2 separate regions of the Homo sapiens genome follow, and region 2 is linked to region 1. A link is a loop called in an ENCODE intact Hi-C map of the cell type or tissue named here. Cell type or tissue: endothelial cell of umbilical vein. All regions are shown on one strand. Links, peaks and the distances in the headings refer to the core of each region. The heading gives the core; the rest is flanking DNA. Region 1 has its middle 350 kb from the start of LCORL. Region 2 overlaps LOC105374510 (a long non-coding RNA gene).

Region 1 (13,182 bases), core at 2,845-10,844:
GAAGAGAGGAATGGGAGACTGGGGCCTCGTCTTGTCTTTGCTTTTCTCTGTGACCTTGAGCAACTCACTTTCCTCATCACTGAAGAGAAGCCTTTGTACATGAGGATTTCTCAGATTCCTTATGTTTAAAATCATGATTATTTCAAAAAAAATTGTTGCTAAAAACACAGAAATGATTAGAAAGGTTGAAGTTATTAGAGTGGAAAAAATCAAAAACTGTAACAGAAATGAAGAATGTCTTTGATGAGCTCAATAATGGACTGGACACAGCCAAGGAAACAAATAAGTGAACTTGAAGACACATCAACAGAAACTTCTTATGCTAAAATACATAGAGAACAAAAAATTTAAAAAAACAAAAAAAGGAACATCTAAGAACTGTGGGAAAGTTTCAAAAGATATAACATATCCAAAACTGAAATACCAGAAGAGAGAATGGAGCAGAAAAAATATTTAATGTAATAATGGCCAAAAACTTTCCAAAATTAATGACAGATATCAAATCAGATCCAGGAGCTCAGAGAACAAGCAGGATATATATATATACTGCTCCCACTCTCACCCTTCAGGTAGTCCACAGTGTCTATTTCTATCTTCTTTATGTCCATGAGTATCCAATGCTTAGCTCTCACAAATGAGAACATGCAGTATTTTGTTTTCTGCTCCTGTGTTAATTTGCTTAGAATAGTAGCCTCCAGCTCCATCCATGTTACTGCAATGGACATGATTTTGCTCTTTTAGATAGCTGTGTAGTATTTCATGGGGCATATGTACCACATTTTTTTATCCTGTTCACCACTGATGAGCAACTAGGTTGGTTCCATGTCATTTTCTATTGGAATAGTGCTACAAGGAGCATGAGTGTATGTATCTTTTGGTAGAATAATTTATTTTCTTTTGGATATATACCCAGTAATGGGATTCCTGAGTTAAATGGTAGTTCTGTTTTAAATTCATTGAGAAATCTCTAAACTTCTTCCCACAGTGGCTGAACTAATTTACTTTCCCACCAATAGTGTGTAAGCATTTCCTTTTCTCTGCAACCTCACAAGTGTCTACTGTTTTCTGACTTTTTAATGATAGCCATTCTGACTGGTGTTAGATGCTATCTTACTGTGGTTTTGATTTGCATTTCTCTGATGATTGGTGATGATGATTTTCACATGTTTATTGACTGCTCATATGTCTACTTTTAAGGAGTGTCTGTTCATATCTTTTGCCCATTTTTTAATGGGGGTATTTGCTTTTTGCTTGTTGAATTAAGTTCCTTATGAATTCTGAATATTAGACCTTTCTTGGATGCATAGTTTACAAATATTTTCTCTCATTCTGTAGATTGTCTTTTTACTCTGTTCATAGTCTCTTTTTCTGTGTAGAAACTTTAGTTTCATTAGGTCCCCCTTTTCAATTTTTTTTTTTTGCAATTGCTTTTGAGGACTTAGTCATAAATTCTTTCCCAATGCCGATATTCATATTAGTATTTCCTAGGTTTTCTTCCAGAATTCTTATCGTTTGAGGTCTTACATTTAAACCTTTAATCCACATTGAGTTAATTTTTGTATATGGTGAAATATAGTGGTCCAGTTTCATTCTTCTGCATATGGCTAGCTAGTTATCTCAGCACTATTTATTGAATAATGAATCCTTTTTCCATTGCTTATTTTTGTTGACTTTGTTGAAGATCAGATGGCTGTAAGTTTGTAGCTTTATTTCTGGGTTCTTTGTTCTGTTCCATTGGTTTATATGTCTGTTTTTGTACCAGTATCATGCTGTTTTGATTACTGTAGCTTAATTATATAGTTTGAAGATGGGTAACGTGATGCCTTCAGCTATGCTCTTTTTGCCTAGGATTGCTTTGACTATTCAGGCTCTTTTGGGGTTCCATATGAATTTTAGAATTTTTTTTCTAGTTCTGTGAGAGAAATGATGTTGGTAGTTTGATAGGAACAGTGTTGAATCTGTAGATTGCTCTGGGCAGTATGGCAATTTTAATGATATTGATTTTTCCAATCCATGGGCATGGAATGTTTTATCCATTTGTTTTTCTCACCTACGATTTCCTTCGCAGTGTTTTATAGCCCTCCTTGTATAAAGTTTTTACCTCCTTTGTTAGATGTATTCCTAGGTATTTTTAGTGGGGTATGGCTATTGTAAATGGGATTGCATTTTTTATTTTGCTCTACTCTTGAACATTATTCATGTATAGAAATGTTGCTGAATTGTGTACATTGATTTTGCATCCTGAAACATTACTGCAGTCATTTATCAGTTCAAGGAGCCTTTTGGCATAATCCTTAAGGTTTCTAGGTACAGAATCTTATTGTCCAAAAACAGAGGTAGTTTGAATTCTTTTTCTATTTGGATGACTTTTATTTCTTCCCCTTGCCTGATTTCTCTGGCTAGTCTTTCCAGTGCTATGTTGAGTAGGATTGGTGAAAGTGGGCATCCCTGTTTTATTCCAGTTCTCAAGGGAAAGGCTTCCAGTCTTGCCCATATAGCATGATGTTAGCTGTGGGTGTGCCATAGATGGCTCTTATCATTTTGAGGTATGTTCCCTCAATGCCTAGTTTCTTGAGGGTTTTACCTTGAAGCGATGTTGGATTTTATTGAAAGCTTTTTCCATATCTGTTGAGATAGTCTTGTGGTTTTTGTTTTTAATTCTCTTTACATAGTGAATCACATTTATTGATTTGTATATGTTGAACCAACCTTGCATCCAAGAAATCAAACCTACTTTACTATGGTGAATTAACCATAGTTAATCATGTGCTGTCAGATGCAGTTTGCTACTACTTTGTTGAGGATTTTTTGCATCTATGTTCCTCAGGGATATTGGCCTGTAATTTTCTATTTTAACTGTGCCTTTGCCAAGTTTTGGTATCAGGATGATAACAGCTATATCTAAAGGTATGTAAGATTATGGTAGACTTATTGAATGTTAACATTTCAGTATTTCAAATCTGAGTAAATCCTCTGTCACATTTTGCAGTTTGTGTATATCAGATGTGGAAGAAAATTTATTACAAATTCAAATTGCACAAGAACTTTATGGACATTCTCATATTCTGATTCATAGACAGGGAGTCCTGGAACCACTAGCAGTGTCCAAGACTACTATGTCTTCTAGGATTATGAGACTGCAGCTCCTTAACATACATACTTAACATACATCAGGAGCTGGATTTTAGCCCAAATGGCAGGCAAGAGACAAACGATACTCTCCTAGAATCCACAGAAGAGAAATGAACAGAACACAGAGCCTATGCAGAAACCAGCTTCATAGAATGAGTTAGGTAGGATGCCCTCCTCCTCAGTTTTTTAGAATAGTTTCAGTAGAATTGGTACCAGCTCTTCTTTGTATGTTAGGTGGAATCCAGCTGTGAATTCGTCAGGTCTGTGGCTTTTTTTTGTTGTTGTTGTTGTTGTTAGGTTTTTTATTACTGTTTCCATTTCAGAACTCATTATTGGTCTCTTGCGGGTTTTGATTTCTTTCTAATTCAATCTTGGGAGATTATGTGTTTCTAGGAATTTATCTATTTCTTTCAGATTTTCTAGTTTGTGTGCACAGAGATGTTCATAATAGTCTCTAGGATTATTTTTATATTTCTGTGGGATCAGTTGTAATGTCACGTTTGTCATTTCTAATTGGATCTTCTCTCTTTTTTTCATTGTTACTCTAGCTAGCAGTCTACTGATCTTGTTTATCCTTTCAAAAAAGCAGGTTTTGGTTTCTTTGATCCTTTGTATTCAGTTTGGGGGTCTCAATTCTGTTCAGCTTTGCTCTGATTTTAGCTATTTCTTTCCTTCTACCAGCTTTGCGGTTGGCTCATTATTTTTTAGTTTCTCTAGGTATGATGTTAGATCATTAATTCAAGATCTTTCTAAGTTTTTTAGGTAGGCATTTACTGATACAAACTTTCCTCTTAACACTGCTTTTGCTGCAGCTAAGAGACTTTGGTATGTTTTGTCGCTGTCGCCTTTTATTTCAAAGAATTTGTTGATGCCTTCTTTAATTTCATTGTTTACCCAAAGTCATTGAGAAGCAAGTTGTTTAATTTCCACGTAATTGTGTGTTTTTGAGAAATCTTCTTGGTATTAATTTCTGTTTTTATTTCACTGTGGTTTAAGAGTATGGTTGGTATGATTTCAAATTTTTTTTAATTTATTGAAACTTGCTTTCTGGCAAACCATGTGATGATCTTGAAGTATGTTCCATATGCAGATGCAAAGAAAGTATGATCTGTGGTTGATGGGTGGAGGGTTCTGTAGATGCCTGTGAGATCCAACTAGTCAAGTGTCAAATTTAAGTCCAGAATTTACTTGCTAGTTTTCTGCCTGAATGATCTAATGTGTCAGTGGTGTGCTGTAGTCCCTGACTATTATTCTGTGGTTGTCTAAGTCTTTTGTAGATAGATAACTACTTGTTTTACGAATCTGGTTGCTCCAACATTGGGTGTGTGTATACATATATATATGTACATATCTGTGTGTGTATATATATGTGTGTGTATATACACATGTATACACATATATACACGTATATGTGTATATATGTGTGTATATATGTGTATATATACGCATATGTGTATATATACGTATATACATATATACGCACACATATATACACATATATACGTATATATACACATACGTATATATAGATATATACATATATACGTGTATATATACGTATACATATATACGTATATATAGATATATACGTATATACGTGTATATATGTATACATATACACATATATATACACGTATATACGTATATATACGTGTATAAATACACGTATATATACATATAAGTGTACATATGTGTATACACATATATACATATATACATATATACACATATATATGCACATATATACACATACATATATACATATATACACCTATATATACATATATACATATATGTGTGTATATATACACACATATATGTATATATACACATATATACGTATATGTGTGTATATATACGTATATAGACATATATACACATATATACATATATACACATATACATATATATGCACATATATACACACATATATACATATACACACATATACGTATATACATATATGTGTATATACGTATATATGTGTGTATATATACAGTATATATACACATATACACATACGTATGTGTACACATATACACATACGTATGTGTACACATATACACATACGTATGTGTACACATATACACATACGTATGTGTACACATATACACATACGTATGTGTACACATATACACATACAGATATACATATATACACATATATACACATACAGATATACATATATACACATATATACACATATTATACACCTATATATGTGTATATACGTATATATATACACACCTATATAGGTGTATATATATACGCATATATACATAGAGCATATGCAGAACAGAACACAGAGCATATGCAGAAACCAGCTTCATAGAATGAGTTAGGTAGGATGCCCTCCTCCTCAATTTTTTATGTGTGTGTGTGTGTGTGTGTGTGTGTGTGTGTATATATGTGTGTGTGTGTGTGTGTGTATATACATGTAGGATAGTTAAGTCTTCCTGTTGAATTGAACCTTTTATCATTATGCAATGCCCTTCTTTGCCCTTTTTTTAATGTTGTTTGTTTAAAATCTGTTTTATTTGACATGAGAATAGTGACCCCTGCTCTTTATTCTTTTCTGTTTTCTTGTTAGAGCTTTCTCTGATCCTTTGCTTTGAGCCTATGGATGTGGTTACATGCTGATACATGTGAGATGGGTCTCTTAAAGACAGCAGATGGATAACTTGTTTTTTATCCAACTTGCAACTCTGTTCCTTTTAAGTGAGGTGTTTAGGCCATTTACATTCAAAATTAATATTGATATGTGAGGTTTTAATAATATCATGAAGTTGATAGCTATTTGCTTTGCAGTTTCTATTATGTGGTTGCTTTATAAGGTCTGTGGGCTATGTAGTGCTTAAGTATGTTTTTGTGGTAGCAAGTATAGTTCTTTCATTTCCATGTTTGGAACTCCTTCAAGGATTTCTTGTAAGGCTGGTCTAGTGGTAAAGAATTTCCTTAGTGCTTGCTTTCCTGGAAAATATTTTATTTCTCCTCCATTTACGAAGCTTAGTTTGGTGGGATATGAAATTCTTAGAATTTCTTTTCTTTATGAATGCTGAAAATAGGCCCCTAGCCTCTCCTGGCTTGTAAGGTTTCTGCTGAGAATTCTTCTGTTAGCCTGATGTACTTTCCACTGTTATGTGATCTGACCTTCTTCTCTAGCTGCCTTTAAGATATGTTTCTTTAGCAATGACCTTGGAGAGTCTGTTCTGGTGGTGTTTGTTCTGTACGGTGTCTCTCTGGTGTTGTCTGGATTTCTCGTATCTGGATATCTACCTCTCTAGAAGATTAATGTTTGGTTTTTATTAGTTCCTCAAATATGTTTTTCATATTGTTTACTTTTTATCTCTCAGGAATGCCAATATCCTGTAGGTTTGGTCACTTTACATAATCCCATATTTCTCGAAGATTTTGTTTTCTTTTCAAATTCTTTTTTCTCTATTTTTGTCTGACTCAGTACGTTCAAAAGACTGGTCTTCGAGCTCTGAAATTCTTTCTTCTGCTTGGTCCAGTATATGGATAAAGCTTTCAAATGTATTTTGAAATTCCTCAAGTGAGTTTTTCGGTTTTAGAAACTATGATTGATTTCTTTCTAAGATGTTCATCACTTCCTTCATTTCCTGGATTGCTTTAAAGGTTTCCTTTTCTTGATTTTCAACCTTGTCTTGGATCTCACTGAGCTTCCTTGAAATCCATTCTTTGCTTTATTTATCTGTCACTTCTGGGTTTCCATTATGTTTAGGGACCATTGCTGGAGAGCTAATGTGATCCTTTGTTGCTGTAACTACATTCAGATTTTTCATGGTGCCAGAACTCTTGTGCTGGTTCCTTCTCATGTGGAGACACTGGCACATCTAATTTTTATATTGTTTTCATGCAGGTAGAATTTTTGTTTCTTTCCCCATAATATTATTTTTTTGTTCTTCTTTCTTTTTACCTTTTCTCATCTCTCTAGGGAGTGTGACTGTAGAGAATGCTAGGTATGCTCTTTTGGCTTTTCTTCTCTAGCCCTATGCACTTCTGTCGGACAGTTTTATTATATATTGGGCTGTGCAGTTTAACCTACAAGCCAGTAGATGGCACTTATGGGTAAGAGCAGGCTGCAGCCATGTATGTATGTATGTATGTATGTATGTATGTATGTATGTGTGTGTGTGTGTGTGTGTGTGTGTGTGTGTATATATGATCCTTGTTTTCTGGGAGAAGTTCTCTGTTGCTTCAGACAATGCTGATTCATAGAGTGCACAATGGTCCAAACTCCCTGCTTAGCCTTGGAGAGTGGGAGCCACAATGAGCAAGACAGGATCGGGCAGGTCTGAGTACCAGTCCCCTGATGGCAGACACAAGCACTAGTGCTGAAGGAGAATCCAGTGGATGGCCACCAAGCACCCAGAGGTGTGCCTAAGCATGGAGCTGGAAAACCAACTTTGTGCCAGAATTGTTGTGCTGTTTTATTCTCATCTGAAGATTTTGGCACTTCTAAGTCTTGTAATTGTTTCATGCAGGTAGAATTTGTTCTTTTTATTTCTTTATCTGGCATGAGACTGGGAAACCTCCTTGGCCTGAAGTTCTCTACGTGGGGATGGGGGTGGCCTAAACTCCTAATTCAAGAAAGTGGGTCATCCAGATGCCTGGGCATAGAGTAGAATGGGCCCTCCTGCATCAGGATCTCTGCACAGGAAGGATAGGGCAGCTCAGTCTGCTGATCTAGGTGAGCTGGTGCTCCAAATGCCTGGGAATCTGCCTGGGGGTGGAGAGGGTCTCACTGGACCATGAGCTATGTCCAGGAACGGTGGGATGGCTCAGGCTGCTGAAACAGAAGTGTGCATGGTCTGAATGCCTGGAGGTCTACCCAGGCATAAGGGAGAGAGGGCCTCCCTGTATCAGGATCTTTTTATCATCGAGACTCCATCATGGAGCCTGTTTGCCCACATTCTTCTCCCTGGAATCTAGCGTACCCTCATGACTCCAGTGGATTCCTGTTTTCTTTCTTGAATTAAAGCTCACAGAGTTTATCTTTGTGCACTATCTTGCTATTTCCAAGTGGCTGAGGCATGCTGAAAGCCTCTAATTCAGCACCTTGGGGATAAAACCTTCTAGATTATCTTAAAATGTAAATTGGAAACTCTAGGGTAACCATTACAATAATTTCTTAAAAAAGCATAATCAATTGCTGAGAAAGAAGATACAACCAAATTATATAAAATACTCAGTTAAAACAAGATGAAACAGAAATGGTGGGGGAAATGGAAATGGTGTTCAAGGAACACTTAGAAACAAGAACAACCAAACATGGAATATAAAAATCCACCTAATCCATCAAACTTTTAAATAAAGGGTTTAAATATATTAATTAAAAGACAGATTGCCAAAATGGTTTTAAAAAACAATATCCACTCTAAGAGATGTATGAGGAAACCATTTTAAATAAAAAGACTCAGATAGATTAAAAAAAAGAGAGAGAAAGTCATACTATGCTAACAAAAATCAGAAGAAAGCTTGAGTAGCTATATTAACTTCAGACAAAGTAGACATCAAAACAAGGAATATTATCAGAGACAAAGAGAGGCCTTACATAATGATAAAGAAATCAATTATCTGAAAACAACATTACATTTCTAAAAGTGTTTGCACCTAACAGCACAGTGTCAAAACAAAAGAGGTAAAAATTGATAGAATTGAAAAGAGAAAGAGACAAATCTAATATTATGGTTAGAAATTTCAACATCTCTCTTGTAGTAGTTGATAGATCAAGCAGGCAGAAAGTCAGCAAGAAATTAGTTAGAATGGCACTATCAATCAACTTGATCTAATTGGCATTTACATTTATAGAATGTTTCATCCAATGACAACAAAATGGATATTGTTCCCATATATAATATTCACCAGAAGACCACAACCTAGTCCAAAACTACACCTTAACATCTTCAAAAAAAAATGGAAGTCATACCAGAAATAAAATATGTTTTTAGACAACAGAAAAATTAAAATTGAAACCTACAATAGAAAGAAAGCTGAAAAATCCCCAAATATTTAGAAATTAAACAACATGCTTCTAAATAACCCAAAGGTCAAAGAATAAATCACAGTGAAATTAGAAAACATTTTCAACTGAATAAAAATAAAAATATAACAAATCAAAATTTATCAGAAACAACTAGAACAGTACTGGAAGGAATCATTATAACATTAAACATGTATATTAGAAAAGAAGAATGATTTAAAATCAATGCCATAAATTTCTACCTTAGGAAACTAGATAAAAAAGAGCAATTAAAGCCTAAAGAAAAAAGAAGAAAATAAATAATAAAAAAATTGAAATACTTACATGCAAATCTAACCAAATATGGACAGAAATTTTATGCAGATATCTATAAAACAATGATCAAAGAAATATGAGAATATCTAAATTAATGGAGAGATAATCCATGCTTGTGCATTGGAAGAATAAATGCATTTGAAATGTTATTTCTTCCCAATTTGATCTATTGATTCATAATAATCCCATCAAAAATCCAAAAAGCTCTTTTTAAAAATATTGACAAGCTTATTCTAAAGTTTATAGAGAAAGGGAAAAAAATCTGGAATAGCCAACACAATACTAAAGAAGAACAGAGTTGGAGGATTCCCATTACTCTACTTCAAGACTCAATATAAGACTACAATAATCAAGACAATGTGACATGAGTAAAAGGATAAATACATATATCATTGGAAAATAATAGATACATATATTGGAAAATAATAGATACATATATCATTGGAAAAGAACCTGGGAAAGAACATAAACAAATATAATCAACTGATCTTTAACAAAGGAACACAGGCAATTTGGTAAAAAAATAAAAACAAAAAAATAAAAAAGTATAGGATAGTCTTTTCAACAAACGGTGCTTGAAAAGTTGGACATTCATATGCAAAAAGAAAGTACTAGACACAGACCTTACATGTTTCAGAAAATTTAACTCAAAATAGATTATAAACCTAAATGTAAAATTAGAATTATAAAATTTCCAGAGGAAAATCTAGGTGAACTTAGGTTTAGTGATTATGTTATAGACACAACATCAAAATCACAATTCATGAAAGAAAAAGAAATTGGACTTAATTAAAATTTAACATTTCTGATATGCAAAATATACTGTAAGAGAATAAAAAGATAAGCAACAGATTGGGGAAAAAATTGGAAAACTCATATCTGATAAAGGACATCTATCCAAAATATACAAAGCACACTTAAAACTCAACATTAAGTAAACAACCTGATTAAATAATGGGTCACAGACCTTAACAAACATCTCATGAAAGATAAACAAATGGCAAGTAAGCTTATGAAAAGATGCTCCAAATTATATGTCATCAAGAATTGTTAATTAAACAATAATGAGATACTATTATATGCATATTAGAATGGCAAAAGTTCATAGAACTGACAATGCTAATTACTGATTAGGATGTAGAACAACAGGAACTTTCATTCATTGTTGATGGGAATGAAAAATAGTGCAGCCACTTTGGAAGACAGTTTAGCAGTTTCTTGCAAAACTGAGTTTTCTACAAAGTCTTATCATCTGTATTAGACCGTTTCACACTGCTGGTAAAGATATACTGGAGACCGGGCCATTTACAAAAGAGGTTTAATGGACTCACAGTTCCACATGGCTGGGGAGACCTCACAATCATGTGAAGGGCAAATCTCATATGGTGGCAGACAAGAGAAGAGAACTTGTGCCGGGAAGCTCCCCTTTATAAAACCATCAGATTTCATGAGACTTATTCGCTATCATGAGAACAGCACAGGAAAGACCTGCCACCATGATTCAATTACCTCCCACTGGGTCCCTCCCATGACACGTGGGAATCGTAGGAGCCACAGTTCAAGATGAGATTTGGGTAGGGACACAGCCAAACCATATCACCATCCATCCAGCAATCATGCTTCTAAATATTTACCCAAATAAGTTGAAAGACTATGTCTGCACAAAAATTTGCACAAGATGTCTTTTAAAGGTGAATAAATAAACAAACTATGGTAGACCCATACAATGGAATATTATTCAGTGATAGAAAGAAATGAGCTTTCAAGTCACAAGAAGACAAGGATGAACCTTATATGTATAATGCTAAGTAAAAAAAAAAGCCAATGGGGAAAGACTACATACTGTATGATTCCAATTCTATGACATGCTGGAAAAAGCAAAGCTATAGAGGTGGTAAAAAGGTCAGATTTCAGAGAGAAGATGGGAAAGGTAAGGGTTGTGTAGGTGAAGCATGAAAGATGGGATCTTTTTTAGGGCAGTGGAACTATTCTGAATGACACTGTGATGACGGATACATTATACTCTTGTGTCAAAAATCCATTGAATTTCAAAACACAGTGAACATCAATAATTGTAATTTTTAACTAAATATTTTGGAATCCAAGAATGGAATCTGGAATTTAGGAAAACATTATGACAGTACTACAAGTGTACAAAACAACTTCGCTGAAGGACATGAAAGAATAAAGGTGGTAATCTAAACAACTTTAGAAATGTGTGAAGTCTGTAAGAGCAAAGGCAAAAGAAATTATATCTAGGTATTGTAGTCTAATGAATAAAGTTGTTTACCACAGAGGTATTGACTTACAATTCTTATACAATTATAAATGTAAACAGAAATTAAACAATTAGGTAGATGGATGGAAGATAGTGGGAGCCACTTCATACTGTTGGAGTTAGAGGTTACAAATTAGCAAGAGACAGTCTAGAGTAATCTGTGTGCTTACATTTTAGGGCTGGAGACATCGGTAACAACTCTGTTTAGCTTAACACAAATAGTTCCACATAGAAATATTTATAGATATAAGAGTATAGACTGGTTCTTATGTATGAATATATCCTTAGTCTGTCAGCTGATAGGGCCTAAAGTGACAACACCCCAGTAGCAATGAACAAGCCTAGTACCTAGATCTTGGGGTTAGTATCATTCTTCAGCACTTCTTTTTGTAGAAATGCCTGATTCTAGGACTGGGAAAGGAAATACAGAAAATGAGACTGGAGCATCCTGTAGTGCCAGAAAGTAAGGAAATGCTCAAATTTTAATTAGTTAATTATGAGAATATGTCAAAAGGGCACAAAAGTCACTTGAAAGAGTTCCTAATGGCCAAAACTGGAAAAGTTTGTATAACAAAATAAATTAAGTAATAGATGAAATCTGCTATGGCTTCAATGTTTGTCATTTCCAAAAGTCATGATGAAATTTTGTTGCCATTGTAACAGTATTAAAAAATGGGATCTTTAAAAGGCGATTAACCAATGAGGGCACCACCCTCGTGGATAGGATTGATGTTGTTATGAAAGGGTGTTTGCATCCCTTTTTCCCCCTCTCTCTTGCCCTCTCTTGCTGTTCTACCATGTGATGACACAGTGAGAAGGCCCTCACCAGATGCTAGCACCTTGATATTGGACTTCCCAGCCTCCAGAATTGTGAGTCAATAAATTTCTGTTAATCATAAATTACCCAGTCTTGGGCATTCTATAATAGCAGTACAAAGCAAACTAAGATATAGCTCAAAGTATAAAATAAATATTGATAGGCCAGACGCAGTGGCTCATACCTGTAATCCCACCGCTTTGGGAGGCCGAGGTGGGCAGATCATGAAGTCAGGAGTTCGAGACCAGACTGACCAACAGCGTGAAACCCCGTCTCTACTAAAAATAAAAAAATTAGCTGGGTATGGTGGTGCGCACCTGTAATCCCAGCTACTCAGGAGGCGGAGGCAGAAGAATCGCTTGAACCCAGGAGACAGAGGTTGCAGTGAGCCAAGATCGCGCCATTGCACTCCAGCCTGGGTGACAGAGTGAGACTCCATCTCAAGAAAATTAATTAATTAATTAATTAAATATTGATGAATCAATACAAATACAAATAAATTTTTGAATGACTAAATAGATTTGGAGAAGACAAAATCTCCCATGTGGAATTCTGAATAATTTATGTAGATACTCTCTCCTTCAGGAAACAAAACAGTTCCCCATTCCTTCAGTGTAGGCTCCATGTGTTGATATA
Region 2 (13,182 bases), core at 3,353-11,352, 230 kb before region 1:
CCGCACTTATTCCAAAATTGACCACACAGTTGGAAGTAAAGCACTCCTCAGCAAATGTAAAAGAACAGAAATTATAACAAACTGTCTCTCAGACCACAGTGCAATCAAACTAGAACTCAGGATTAAGAAACTCACTCAAAACTGCTCAACTACATGGAAACTGAACAACCTGCTCCTGAATGACTACTGGGTACATAACGAAATGAAGGCAGAAATAAAGATGTTCTTTGAAACCAACGAGAACAAAGACACAACATAACAGAATCTCTGGGACACATTCAAAGAAGTGTGTAGAGGGAAATTTATAGCACTAAATGCCCACAAGAGAAAGCAGGAAAGATCCAAAATTGATACCCCAACATCACAATTAAAAGAACTAGAGAAGCAAGAGCAAACACATTCAAAAGCTAGCAGAAGGCAAGAAATAACTAAGATCAGAGCAGAACTGAAGGAAATAAAGACACAAAAAAAACCTTCAAAAAATCAGTGAATCTAGGAGCTGGTTTTTTGAAAAGATCAACAAAATTGATAGACCGCTAGCAAGACTAATAAAGAAGAAAAGAGAGAATAATCAAATAGATGCAATAAAAAATGATAAAGGGGATCTCACCTCCGATCCCACAGAAATACAAACTACCATCAGAGAATACTATAAACACTTCTTCGCAAATAAACTATAAAATCTAGAAGAAATGGATAAATTCCTGGACACATACACCCTCCCAAGACTAAACCAGGAAGAAGTTGAATCTCTGAATAGACCAATAACAGGATCTGAAATTGAGGAAATAATTAATAGCTTACCAACCAAAAAAAGTCCAGGACCAGATGGATTCACAGCCGAATTCTACCAGAGGTACAAGGAGGAGATGGTACCATTCCTTCTGAAACTATTCCAATCAATAGAAAAAGAGGGAATCCTCCCTAACTAATTTTACGAGGCCAGCATCATCCTGATACCAAAACCTGGCAGAGACACAACAAAAAAAGAGAATTTTAGACCAATATCCTTGATGAACATCAATGCAAAAATCCTCAATAAAATACTGGCAAACCGAATCCAGCAGCGCATCAAAAAGCTTATCCACTGTGATCAAGTGGGCTTCATCCCTGGGATGCAAGGCTGGTTCAACATACGAAAATCAATAAACGTAATCCAGCATATAAACAGAACCAATGACAAAAACCATATGATTATCTCAACAGATGCAGAGAACGCCTTTGACAAAATTCAACAACGTTTCATGCTAAAAACTCTCAATAAATTATGTATTGATGGGACATATCTCAAAATAATAAGAGGTATCTATGACAAACCCACAGCCAATATCATACTAAATGGACAAAAACTGGAAGCATTCCCTTTGAAAACTGGCATAAGACAGGGATGCCCTCTCTCACCACTCCTATTCAACATAGTGTTGGAAGTTCTGGCCAGGGCAATCAGGCAGGAGAAGGAAATAAAGGGCATTCAATTAGGAAAGAGGAAGTCAAATTGTCCCTGTTTGCAGATGACACGATTGTATATCTAGAAAACCCCATTGTTTCAGCCCAAAATCTCCTTAAGCTGATAGGCAACTTCAGCAAAGTCTCAGGATACAAAATCAATGTGCAAAAATCACAAGCATTCTTATACACCAATAACAGACAGAGAGCCAAATCATGAGTGAACTCCCATTCACAATTGCTTCAAAGAGAATGAAATACCTAGGAATCCAACTTACAAGGGAAGTGAAGGACCTCTTCAAGGAGAACTACAAACCACTGCTCAATGAAATAAAAGAGGATACAAACAAATGGAAGAACATTCCATGCTCATGGGTAGGAAGAATCAATATCATGAAAATGGCCATACTGCCCAAGGTAATTTATAGATTCAATGCCATCCCCATCAAGCTACCAATGACTTTCTTCACAGAATTGGAAAAAACTACTTTAAAGTTCATATGGAACCAAAAAAGAGCCTGCATCGCCAAGTCAATCCTAAGCCAAAAGAACAAAGTTGGACGCATCACGCTACCTGACTTCAAACTATACTACAAGGCTACAGTAACCAAAACAGCATGGTACTGGTACAAAAACAGAGATACAGACCAATGGAACAGAACACAGCCCTCAGAAATAATGCCGCATATCTACAACCATCTGATCTTTGACAAACCTGACAAAAATAAGAAATGGGGAAACAATTCCCTATTTAATAAATGGTGCTGGGAAAACTGGCTAGCCATATGGAGAAAGCTGAAACTGGATCCCTTCCTTACACCTTATACAAAAATTAATTTAAGATGGATTAAAGACTTACATGTTAGACCTAAAGCCATAAAAACCCTAGAAGAATACTTAGGCAATACCATTCAGGACATAGGCATGGGCAAGGACTTCATGTCTAAAATACCAAAAGCAATGGCAACAAAAGCCAAAATTGACAAATGGGATCTAATTAAACTAAAGAGCTTCTGCACAGCAAAAGAAACTACCACCAGAGTGAAAAGGCAACCTACAGAACGGGAAAAAATTTTTGCAACCTACTCATCTGACAAAGGGCTAATATCCAGAATCTACAATGAACTCAAACAAATTTACAAGAAAAAAACAAACAACCCCATCAAAAAGTGGGTGAAGGATATGAACAGACACTTCTCAAAAGAAGACATTTATGTAGCCAAAAGACACATGAAAAAATGCTCACCATCACTGGCCATCAGAGAAATGCAAATCAAAACCACAATGAGATACCATCTCACACCAGTTAGAATGGTGATCATTAAAATGTCAGGAAACAACAGGTGCTGGAGAGGATGTGGAGAAATAGGAACACTTTTACACTGTTAGTGGGACTGTAAACTAGTTCGACCATTGTGGAAGTCAGTGTGGCGATTCCTCAGGGATCTAGAACTAGAAATACCATTTGACCCAGCAATCCCATTACTGGGTATATACCCAAAGGATTATAAATCATGCTGCTATAAAGACACAAGCACACGTATGTTTATTGCAGCACTATTCAATAGCAAAGACTTGGAAGCAACCCAAATGTCCATCAATGATAGACTGGATTAAGCAAATGTGGCACATATACACCATGGAATACTATGCAGCCATAAAAAAAGATGAGTTCATGTCCTTTGTAGGGACATGGATGAAGCTGGAAACCATCATTCTCAGCAAACTATCACAGGGACAAAAAACCAAACACCGCATGTTCTCACTCATAGGTGGGAATTGAACAATGAGAACACATGGACACAGGAAGGGGAACATCACACATCAGGGCCTGTTGTGGGGTGGGGGGAAGGGGGAAGGATAGCATTAGGAGATATACCTAATGTTAAATAACTAGTTAATGGGTGCAGCACACCACCATGGCACATGTATATATATGTAACTAACCTGTACATTGTGCACATGTACCCTAAAACTTAAAGTATAATAATAATAAAAAAGAAATATACTCACACACACACACAAAAACAGAAGAAAAATACTTGTCCCCAATGATGTATATCTCTATAATGACTGGAATTCTCATTTCTCCATCATTTTTTCTTCAGACACAGCTGAATAAAAACTCAGATATTTTTGTTCTTGATGAAGATCCAATTCGACCACTTCTTTTATGTATATTTCTCCCTTCTTTCCTCCATCCTCTCCTCCTTTCCTTCCTTCCTTTCCTGCTTGTTTCTTCCCTGTTTCCATTTATCCATCCATTTTATAAACATTGATTTTAGAGCCTATTATACATCAGAAACTATGTAGAAATGTGACCATAAGTTGCGTTCTATCTGGGTCGGATAATTAAGAAGCAGGTAAAATGCAGTGTAGTTAATTCTCAGGTAGAAGTGGGAGTGGAATATTACGGGACTAGAGTGAAGGACCATCATCCAGTCCGGGCTGGGTAGAAAACACCTTACAGACAGGCTCAGCATAGAGACTAGAAATCCTGGGCAGAGACTGCAGGAAACAGCCCAGGGCAAGTGGGTATATTTCATCCGCCACAAAACAGCCACCTAATCTGACTGATCCCTAAAAATATATACTTTTTGAACAACATAAGTAATACACAAATGCGTTTTTAGTATACAAATTCAATCAAAAACTCAGAATATGCAAGAACAGTTTTAAAGTTCATGTTTTCTTCACTGGAGCCCTTTCAATCTTTTCACTTATAATAATTTTTAACTATATGGCTATGTAGACGTTCATAAGTTTTCTAAGTATATACATACATACACACATATTGTCTATATATATATGTGTGTGTATATATATATGTATATATATATATATATATACACACACACACACACACACACACACCACATTGTCTGTATAAATAATAAAAAAGTTGGCCAGGTGCGGTGGGTCACACCTGTAACCCCAGCACTTTAGGAGGCTGAGGCAGGCGGATCATGATGTCAGAAGATCCAGACCATCCTGGGCAACATGGTGAAACCCCGTATCTACTAAAAATACAAAAATTAGCTGGGTGTGGTGGCGCGCACCTGTAGTCCCAGCTATTTGGTAGGCTGAGACAGGAGAATCGCTTGAACCCGGGAAGCAGAGGTTGCAGCAAGCCGAGATCACGCCACTGCATTCCAGCCTGGTGACAGAGTGAGACTCCATCTCAACAACAACAACAAAAAGCTTTCTAAATATATACATACATTATATATAAATAATAGAAAGGAAGTTAGATATATAGTGATATATGTATACATAGGCATACATTATATATGTGTATATGTACACATATATATGACTATACATATTCTGTAACTTCCTTTTTTATTGAAAATATCTTGGAATGCTTACATGGCCTATGCAGATATCATTCTTTTAAATACCTAAAGAGTATCATTTTTTGCATAGAAGTGATATGTATTCACGCATTTATAGTAAGAAAAACACCATTAACACTGAAAAATGTAAATCAAGGTTTCCCCAATCCTCCCCAAACTATTCATTCCTATCTTCATTCTTCATAGCTAATCTCTCTTAAGTCTTTGTATATTCTCCCAGAAATATTGTGTGTGTGTGTGTGTGTGTGTGTGTGTGTGTGTATGTGTGTGTGTGTGTGAGAGAGAGTATTCTCCATTTTTCCATAAGCTTAAAGCCAAGCTGTTCTCTGGTACCCAGGAGGACACAGGTTTTCCCTTTCCTGTGCTGCTTCTCCACCTGGCAAGATCTGTGTGTGAGGTGTATGGAGGTGGATCAGCTGTTCATCAAGCCATACTCAAGAATGTTCTGTTCAATGTAATGAGACCTCTGTAAATGCCAGTGTGAGAGGAATTATATTTCTGATGTGGAACATTCTTTTAATGGAGAAATGGGCTATGGGAAAAAGCAGAACATGCTCTTATTTCAAACATTGGGGAGAGAGATGGAAAATTTTTCTTGTAAATTATTCGCTATGTTAAACTAAGTCATTCAGAAAATGCATTTTAATAGGGCACATAAAATCAACAGGATCAGCAGGTAGAGCATCTATTTAAATTGCCACCTGCCACAAAGAAGCTAACACTGTATTCTCCAGCTGAAGATATTCAATTGTGTATGCTTTAGGGGTATGGGTGATTCTAGCTCCTGGTTGCATTATAATTTATAATAAATGAGGCATGAATTTATAGGGATTATTTATTTACTTTGAAGCAAATCTGTGATCCATGAATGACCCTATTACCAGTTAATAGGAGGAAAGAATTACTTGTTATTGGAATGAAATAAGAATAAGATCTAAACATGTAACATGCTTGACACGCATAGAGTCTTCAAAATATCTCCCCAAAAGGTTCATGTCAATAACATTCACCATAGGATACACAAAATATGAGCTCATTATCCATATATGAGAGAGGGAATAATGGATGTCTTCATATCTGACTTGTCCAATTTTACCTAAAATACTAGTGAGCAAGTGGGAACCAGGACACAGATCTTCTAATTCAGCCAAGCATAATTTTCGCCATAAAGATTCTTAAGTCTGTATTCAAATAATAATCATGCAAACTAATATTGGTGTAGCATTTTACATTTTAAAAAAGCAATTTTTCAGCAAACAATCAACATAATATCTTAGTTAAAAATGGTTGGGAGGCCGAGGTGGGCGGATCACAAGGTCAAGAGATCGAGACCATCCTGGCCAACATGGTGAAACCCCGTCTCTACTAAAAATACAAAAATTAGCTGGGCGTGGTGGCGTGTGCCTGTAGTCCCAGCTGTTCGGGAGGCTGAGGCAGGAGAATGGCTTGAACCCAGGAGGTGGAGGTTGCAGGGAGCCGAGATCGCACCACTGCACTCCTGCTTGGCGACAGAGCGAGACTCCATCTCAAAAGAAAAAAAAAAAGGTAATATTCACAGCATTTCTTCAGAACAATAAACTATGGACCAAGGAAATGAAAAAACTTGTTTCAGATCATACCCCTAAAAAGTGGCAGCATTCAAATAGCAGCACTTTGGTTAGCAAATCCCACTTTTCTCCCCGAAATTTTATGACACCATTACATCTAGAGTTGCGATGCATATATTACTGTATCTCCCTTACCTTATGAAATAGGGAAGCATGGAGATTCTCATCCTTATTTCCTAGAACAGAAACTTCAAAGTACCAATGATTTAAAGTTACAGTCACGCTAATGGGAGGATTAGCAGTTAGCACCCAATCAAGTACACTCAGCCCCTTTATGTGAGACAACCGTTTACCTAAACAATCACGATAGTTTGTGACTATCGTGAAACAATCCCAGTCGAAGAAGCGCAATGCTTCTGTCCCATTAATGTTAAGGAAAATCCTCTTCGACTGAAGGATTTGGGCGAGGTTTTCTCAGTTTGACCACATGGTGGCAGTATTACCATGCATTGAAAGACTTCCAGCCCCAGCAGTTCAGAATAAGAGTGCGCTGCCAATTGGCTCAGAAAAACATCCTTTTGTGTCCTCTTTGACTTCGAGATGTGCAAAAAAAGATAGCAAGCTGTGTGGTCTCTGAATAGAGAGCTCTGTTTCTTCTTTCCAGCTTACTAGAAGGATATGGGTGCCGAGTGAGAGGCAATACTACAGCAGCCTAATGAGCCAATTATTTTGTTTGGCACAAATATCACTAGGGACTTAGAGAAAGGTGCTTTCATACAAGAAGGAAAGCAAAACACAACTAACAACTACAATTTCAGGCAAATCATGGACTTAAAACGTGTCCCTGAGTTTAAGTTTTATTATCTTGTCTCTTTATGTGACTTTCCAACAAGGAGCAAAGAAATATTTGGTTTGGCATTTTTCATTTTTATTGGTGACTTCTTCAAATTGACACAAGTTGTATTTGTCTAGCAATAAATCCACAGTGCAGCCTGCTTGCCAATCTATGCATTCAAAATATTTCATCTTGATTATATATATCAGGTGCACCAAAGGGACTATCTCATTTAATCTTAAAGTAATTGTGTATAATAGGTGTCATTATTTTCATTTTACACAGGAAGAAAGTAAAGTAAAAAAAAAAATAAACTAACTTCAGCTCCCAAAGACAGTAAATACACAGAATCTGAACAATCTAATGCATAAACCCACAATTTTCCTCCCCATCACACTCATTTTACATTCAAAATAATTTCTCTCCCATTAAAAATTATTTTTTTATTATTCAAATGTATTTTTAAATTTTTAAGTAGAGAAGTTTCAAGAAAGAAACAAAAAATCATGCAGGCTTTTTTTTTTTTTTTTTTTTTTGACTGAGTCTCATTCTATCGCCCAGGCTGCAGTGCGGCGGCATGATCTCGGCTCACTGCAACCTCTGCCTTCCAGGCTCAAGGAGCTCAAGCAAATTCTCATGCCTCAGACTCTCAGACAGCTGGGATTTCAAGTGTGTGCCACCATACCCCGCTAATTTTTTGTATTTTTAGTAGAGACAGGGCTTCACAATGTTGCCCAGGCTAGTCTCAAACTCCTGAGCTGTGGCAATCCACCCACCTTGGCTTCCGAAAGTGCTGGGATTACAGGCATGAACCACTGCACCTAGCCCGTTTTTTCTTCTCTCTCTCTCTCTTTTTAACATAGATTCCATAGCAAGGATGTATTGTAATTAATTTGACAGATCCTAACGGTTTATTTCCTCTCTGTATGATCTTAACTAAGAAAATGTATGGTTAGTTTTCTTTTAATTTAAAAATGACATCATAGCACCACACCAACAGACTAAATATGGTTAAAGAGTGGTTGGACCAGAAAGAAACTAATACAATAAAAAGAAATACTGTTTTTATGGTTTTGAAAACTATCACATAACCGCACTGCCGATCACCTTAAGGCTGCAGCAAGGAGCACTTAGGGGGCCAGGGACAGAGCCCAGCTGAGATTAGAAGGGAAATCATCTTTCCCCTGGGTGTTCAAATCCTCCTTCACAGGAGGTGCTCTCTGGCAGGCATTTACCTAAGATAAATGATCCACATGCTCTAGGCTCATGGTCATAGGTTCATCTACACACTTGTTTCCACTAGCAACTTGTCCCTGATTTTCCATTCGTGATCCTTTCATTATTCCACCCAAACCATTTGCCACTGCCCAGAAGTGTGTGCACGGGTGTGTGTATGTGTGCATATGCCTGCATCTTAGCAGGCAACATCTCCCACCACACCAAGCTCATGACCAGGTGTTTAAAACTCTGCCCAGCCAAAGTATTCTATTTCATCATTGTCCTTTAATGGTGCTATAATAGAACAATAGTGCATTTTCAGCTAGCACCAACATCATGCCAGTCCATTGTGAACCAGGCCTGGGTCCTTTCCTCAGTTGTCAACTAATCACAGGAAATATCCCAGCAAGCCGCAGGTGTGTGTCAAGAGAGAGGTGTCAGAATAACATGGGAGTGAGTCTAGGCTACCTGTTTGCTGGTATCATTTCTGGATCTTCTTGAGCTCAATTCCTAATACACCATTTCCAGCATACATTCAGCTTACAATAGACAATTTGTCAGTGAGATGTCATCAATAGAGTAGACAGCATGAAGGTCTGATAACAGCAAGATGGTTGTGATCTCTACAAGCAATATTACAACAGAGTGCGGGAGAATTAACACAGCCCTAAGACATGGGAGTGTATGGTTACTGCTTTTCTGCTTTACAAAGGTGAAATGATTTGGATCCTCCTCCACTTATGTGGTGAAAAATAATGCATTTTCCAACTTAAAATATGCATTCCAAGCACCAGAAACTGTTTAGTCCTGCTGCAGTAACACACCACACCAAGCCCAGCAGCTGCTACTAGAGCAGTACCTTGTTAGCTTATGGTATCCACTGTCACCCTCTACAAACCCTCTGGTGTTGCAGGGTGCATACTGTTCAAAGCAGCAATGATGGAGCCCCTCACCTCTGAATCCTTTAAATCTTTGAGAGTGGCAGTGTTGTGTCTGATTGGCTACCTCAACCAGCATGGCACAGGGCAGTTTCATGAGTTTCGACTCAGTCTTTTGTACCACAGTGGTCTTTATACCACAGTTCAGAGAACCAATGTGAACTTTCTACTGGAAGCTAAGGATTTCTAACTCACTTGCATCCTGAATAATAACTGTAAGAAAGACTTAGGATCAAATTCCATTTATTGCCCTGTCTCCACTGGCTCCAACTCCAAATGGAAGACTCCTAGCATATCAGTACCACAGCTGGTAGGCTTGCAAAGTCTTACAGAGCAAAGTCATTTGAACTTCTTCACCTACCCAGGCGTTCTGACCCATTCCACAATGCGCTTCCAAGGAGGTTTTGGCATCTCCACCGCATTCATTCTGGTCCATCTTTATATTGAAGCTTCAGGTGCCAGTTCAGAAAACTCCAGGTATATTTTCCAGAACTTGAATCTAGCATCATGGATGAGTGCCTCAACATCAAGTATCTCCCCCATTGGCCAGGTGCGGTGGCTCATGCCTGTAATCCAAGCACTTTGGGAGGCCAAGGCGGGTGGATCACCTGAGCTTGGGAGTGCAAGACCAGCCTGACCAAGATGGAGAAACCCCGTCTCTACTAAAAATACAAAATTAGCTGGGCGTGGTGGCGCATGCCTGTAATCCCAGCTACTCGGGAGGCTGAGGCAGGAGAATTGCTTGAACCCAGGAGGTGGAGGTTGCAGTGAGCTATGATCATACCATTGCACTCCAGCCTGGGCAACGAGAGTGAAACCTCGTCTCAAAAACAAAAACAAAAACAAAAAAACAAAACATAAAAACCTTCCCCATTTAACAGTGTAGTGTACTTTGCCTGGTCCCCCACAGCCTCACATTTCACTCCCACAGTGATCCCCCAGTCCTCACCAGTGCCTATTAGTCAAGTTCTGCAATCCTTTGAGATGTAAGCCCTTTTATCCTGGAGCTGAGATAGTACTTCTCCATTCAGATATTGCTAAGTCCTGACCCTAGATATTGGCCTGGAGGGACTGAGGGGTGGCGGAGGCAGATCTTGAGAACAGAATAGCATTATGAGGCCCTGTCTCAGTGTAGATCCTCACATGGTCACCACGTAAGAGGCTGCTATCCTCCAGCAAGAGGAAGGTGACTGGGTCTTCTGGTAGTGGAAATTCAAGGGAATTTGCAGATTTAAGATTCTCAGGCTCCTGACTTTTTAATGATCACCATTCTAACTGGTGTGAGATGGTATCTCATTGTGGTTTTGATTTGCATTTCTCTGATGGCCAGTGATGATGAGCATTTTTTCATGTGTTTTTTGGCTGCATAAATGTTTTCTTTTGAGAATTGTCTGTTCAGAGGATGTGGAGAAATAGGAACACTTTTACACTGTTGGTGGGACTGTAAACTAGTTCAACCATTGTGGAAGTCAGTGTGGCGATTCCTCAGGGATCTAGAACTAGAAATACCATTTGACCCAGTCATCCCATTACTGGGTATATACCCAAAGGATTATAAATCATGCTGCTATAAAGACACATGCACACTTATGTTTATAGCAGCACTATTCACAATAGCAAAGACTTGGAACCAACCTAAATGTCCAACAATGATAGACTGGATTAAGAAAATGTGGCACATATACACCATGGAATACCATGCAGCCTTAAAAAATGATAAGTTCATGTCCTTTCTAGGGACATGGATGAAGCTGGAAATCATCATTCCCAGCAAACTATCGCAAGGACAAAAAACCAAACACCACATGTTCTCACTCGTAGGTGGGAATTGAACAATGAGAACACATGGACACAGGAAGGGGAACATCACACACCAGCGACTGTTGTGGGGTGGGGGGATGGGGGAGGGATAGCATTAGGAGATATACCTAATGCTAAATGACAAGATAATGGGTGCAGCCAACCAACATGGCACATGTATACATATGTAACAAACCTGAACGTTGTGCACATGTACCCTAAAACTTAAAGTATAATAATAATAAAATAAAATTTAAAAAAAAAAGATTCTCAGGCTCATCCACCCAAATATACCCTAGCCATTTCTCAGGCTCCCACTCTTTTTCTGTAAGGTCCTAAGTAGTGTGGCTGTGCATTCAGTCTCCTCTGTGGTTCTGCCACTCAGATTTTCTACATAATCTGCACCTTAACCATAAAAGGAATCATTGCTCTCCAAAGCAGCCATAAAGCCCCTCTGACCTTCATGGCATGCTTTGAGTTCACAGTTTACTGCTCTGATGCTATCATTTTCTTTTCCTAAGTATTACAATGCAGTTAACCCACTCCAATATCCTCCCAATTATCATTTTCCCCACACTATTTATTCAGCAGAGCCTTTGCACAAAATAACGCCCCACCTACTTCTTTCACATTATCGCAATTAATCAGAGGTAAAAACACCATTCATTATAATGCCTCTACATGCCAGGGGTTATTATCCCATTGTTTACAACCACCACGGGTCCCATATTGCATACAGACCATAAGCAGTTCATCCCCAAAACAGATCCTTGGGATCTGCTTTCTAGGGATTTTCCTGGACTCAACTTCCATAGCCTAGATTTCCACAGTATTGGAGGCAGAAGACTTCTGTGCGATTATTTACAGGAAATATATATGGGGACAGAGGATAAGATGGTAAAAGAAGAGATATTTAAGCAGATAATTAAAGATAACAATAAATTCTAGTGTGTGTGTGTGTGTGTGTGTGTGTGTTTATGTATATATGAACAGTACCTACTCTACAACCCATCTGAGAAGGTGGTTAATAATACTTGAAGAATGATGGATGTTTTCATGGAGAACTGAAAATAATACATGCAGTTACATAAAATAATAACATTCATTCTGCTTTCACTGTGTCTCAGGATCTATGCAAAGCCCTTATCTTTCATGATTTTAATAATCCCGTGATATAGGTAGTGCTGGCTCCATTTTAGAGATGAAAACACTAACAAAAGCTTAGAGAATTCCCACAGATGTTAAGTGGCAGAGCCAGGGTCACTGCTTCTAAGTATTATGCTATGCTTTTTCCTGAAGGACTTGACATTGGCCCATTTTTAAGAGATGAGGGGCTTTCTTGTCAATGACAGAAGGAGAACATATACCCTAGACAAAGAAGATAGGAAATGCAAAGGCAAGGAGAAGTGAAAGGACTATCATGCTTTAGATCGCAAGAAATTCAGCGTGAACTCAGATTCATCCAGAAGATAAACAGGATAGGAAAGGATGAGTTGGGAAAGAAAGGGTGAGAGTGTTTAGACTGTGAAATAAGTTGGTGGATTTTACAACAGTCCCATCAGGAGGTCATGAAACTCTAAAAGTGGATTATGACCCTGGAGATGAGCAAAGGGACATGAGAGCTTGTGTTCCTTCATTGCTGTTAAATTTAATTCCCTCTTCCCTGGCCCTGAGTGCCAGATACCCCACTTAGCTCCATATGGCTCTGGAAAAATCACTCAACCTCCCCACCCTCAGTTTCTCTAGATATAACATAAGAAAAAATAATAGCTGTTACCTATGGGCCTTGTTGGATTGTTATAAAGGTTACATGAGATCATGCAAGTACAGTACCCAACACCCACATCGAATTTATGTGAATTCAACTGTAAGCTCTTGTCCAGAGATAGAGATAAAAAGAAAGAAAGGGAAGAAATAACAGTTCAACAGTGTGTGAAATTCCACTTTCAATAATTGGTTGCTTGCCTCGGTGAGAAGGGAGGTGTGAAGCTGCTATTCCCATATTTAGTTCCAGTTTCCCCTGCCTCTCAGAGTAATCATCT

What was found. A loop is a pair of places that touch in the nucleus more often than their neighbours do. Peaks named below come from ENCODE experiments on the same cell type or tissue, not always from the same donor. Only the 100,000 strongest peaks of a DNase experiment are listed, where the experiment ranks them.
Region 2: a loop joins it to region 1, with 5 times the contacts of the local background. A loop is called at or near these places in 5 of 110 quality-filtered maps.

What each region holds. Positions count from the first base shown.
Region 1 is chr4:18,361,224-18,374,405 of GRCh38, reverse strand. No RefSeq gene overlaps it. Among named protein-coding and RNA genes, the nearest start is that of LCORL, 350 kb to the right of the region's middle. RefSeq lists an enhancer at 7,066-7,125. In endothelial cell of umbilical vein, for the core only: a CTCF peak has its summit at 7,219 (motif pointing right); a DNase peak (open chromatin) is centred at 7,215.
Region 2 is chr4:18,587,393-18,600,574 of GRCh38, reverse strand. The region is part of intron 1 of LOC105374510 (a long non-coding RNA gene); the gene reads right to left. Among named protein-coding and RNA genes, the nearest start is that of LCORL, 570 kb to the right of the region's middle. In endothelial cell of umbilical vein, for the core only: a CTCF peak has its summit at 6,831 (motif pointing right); a DNase peak (open chromatin) is centred at 6,864.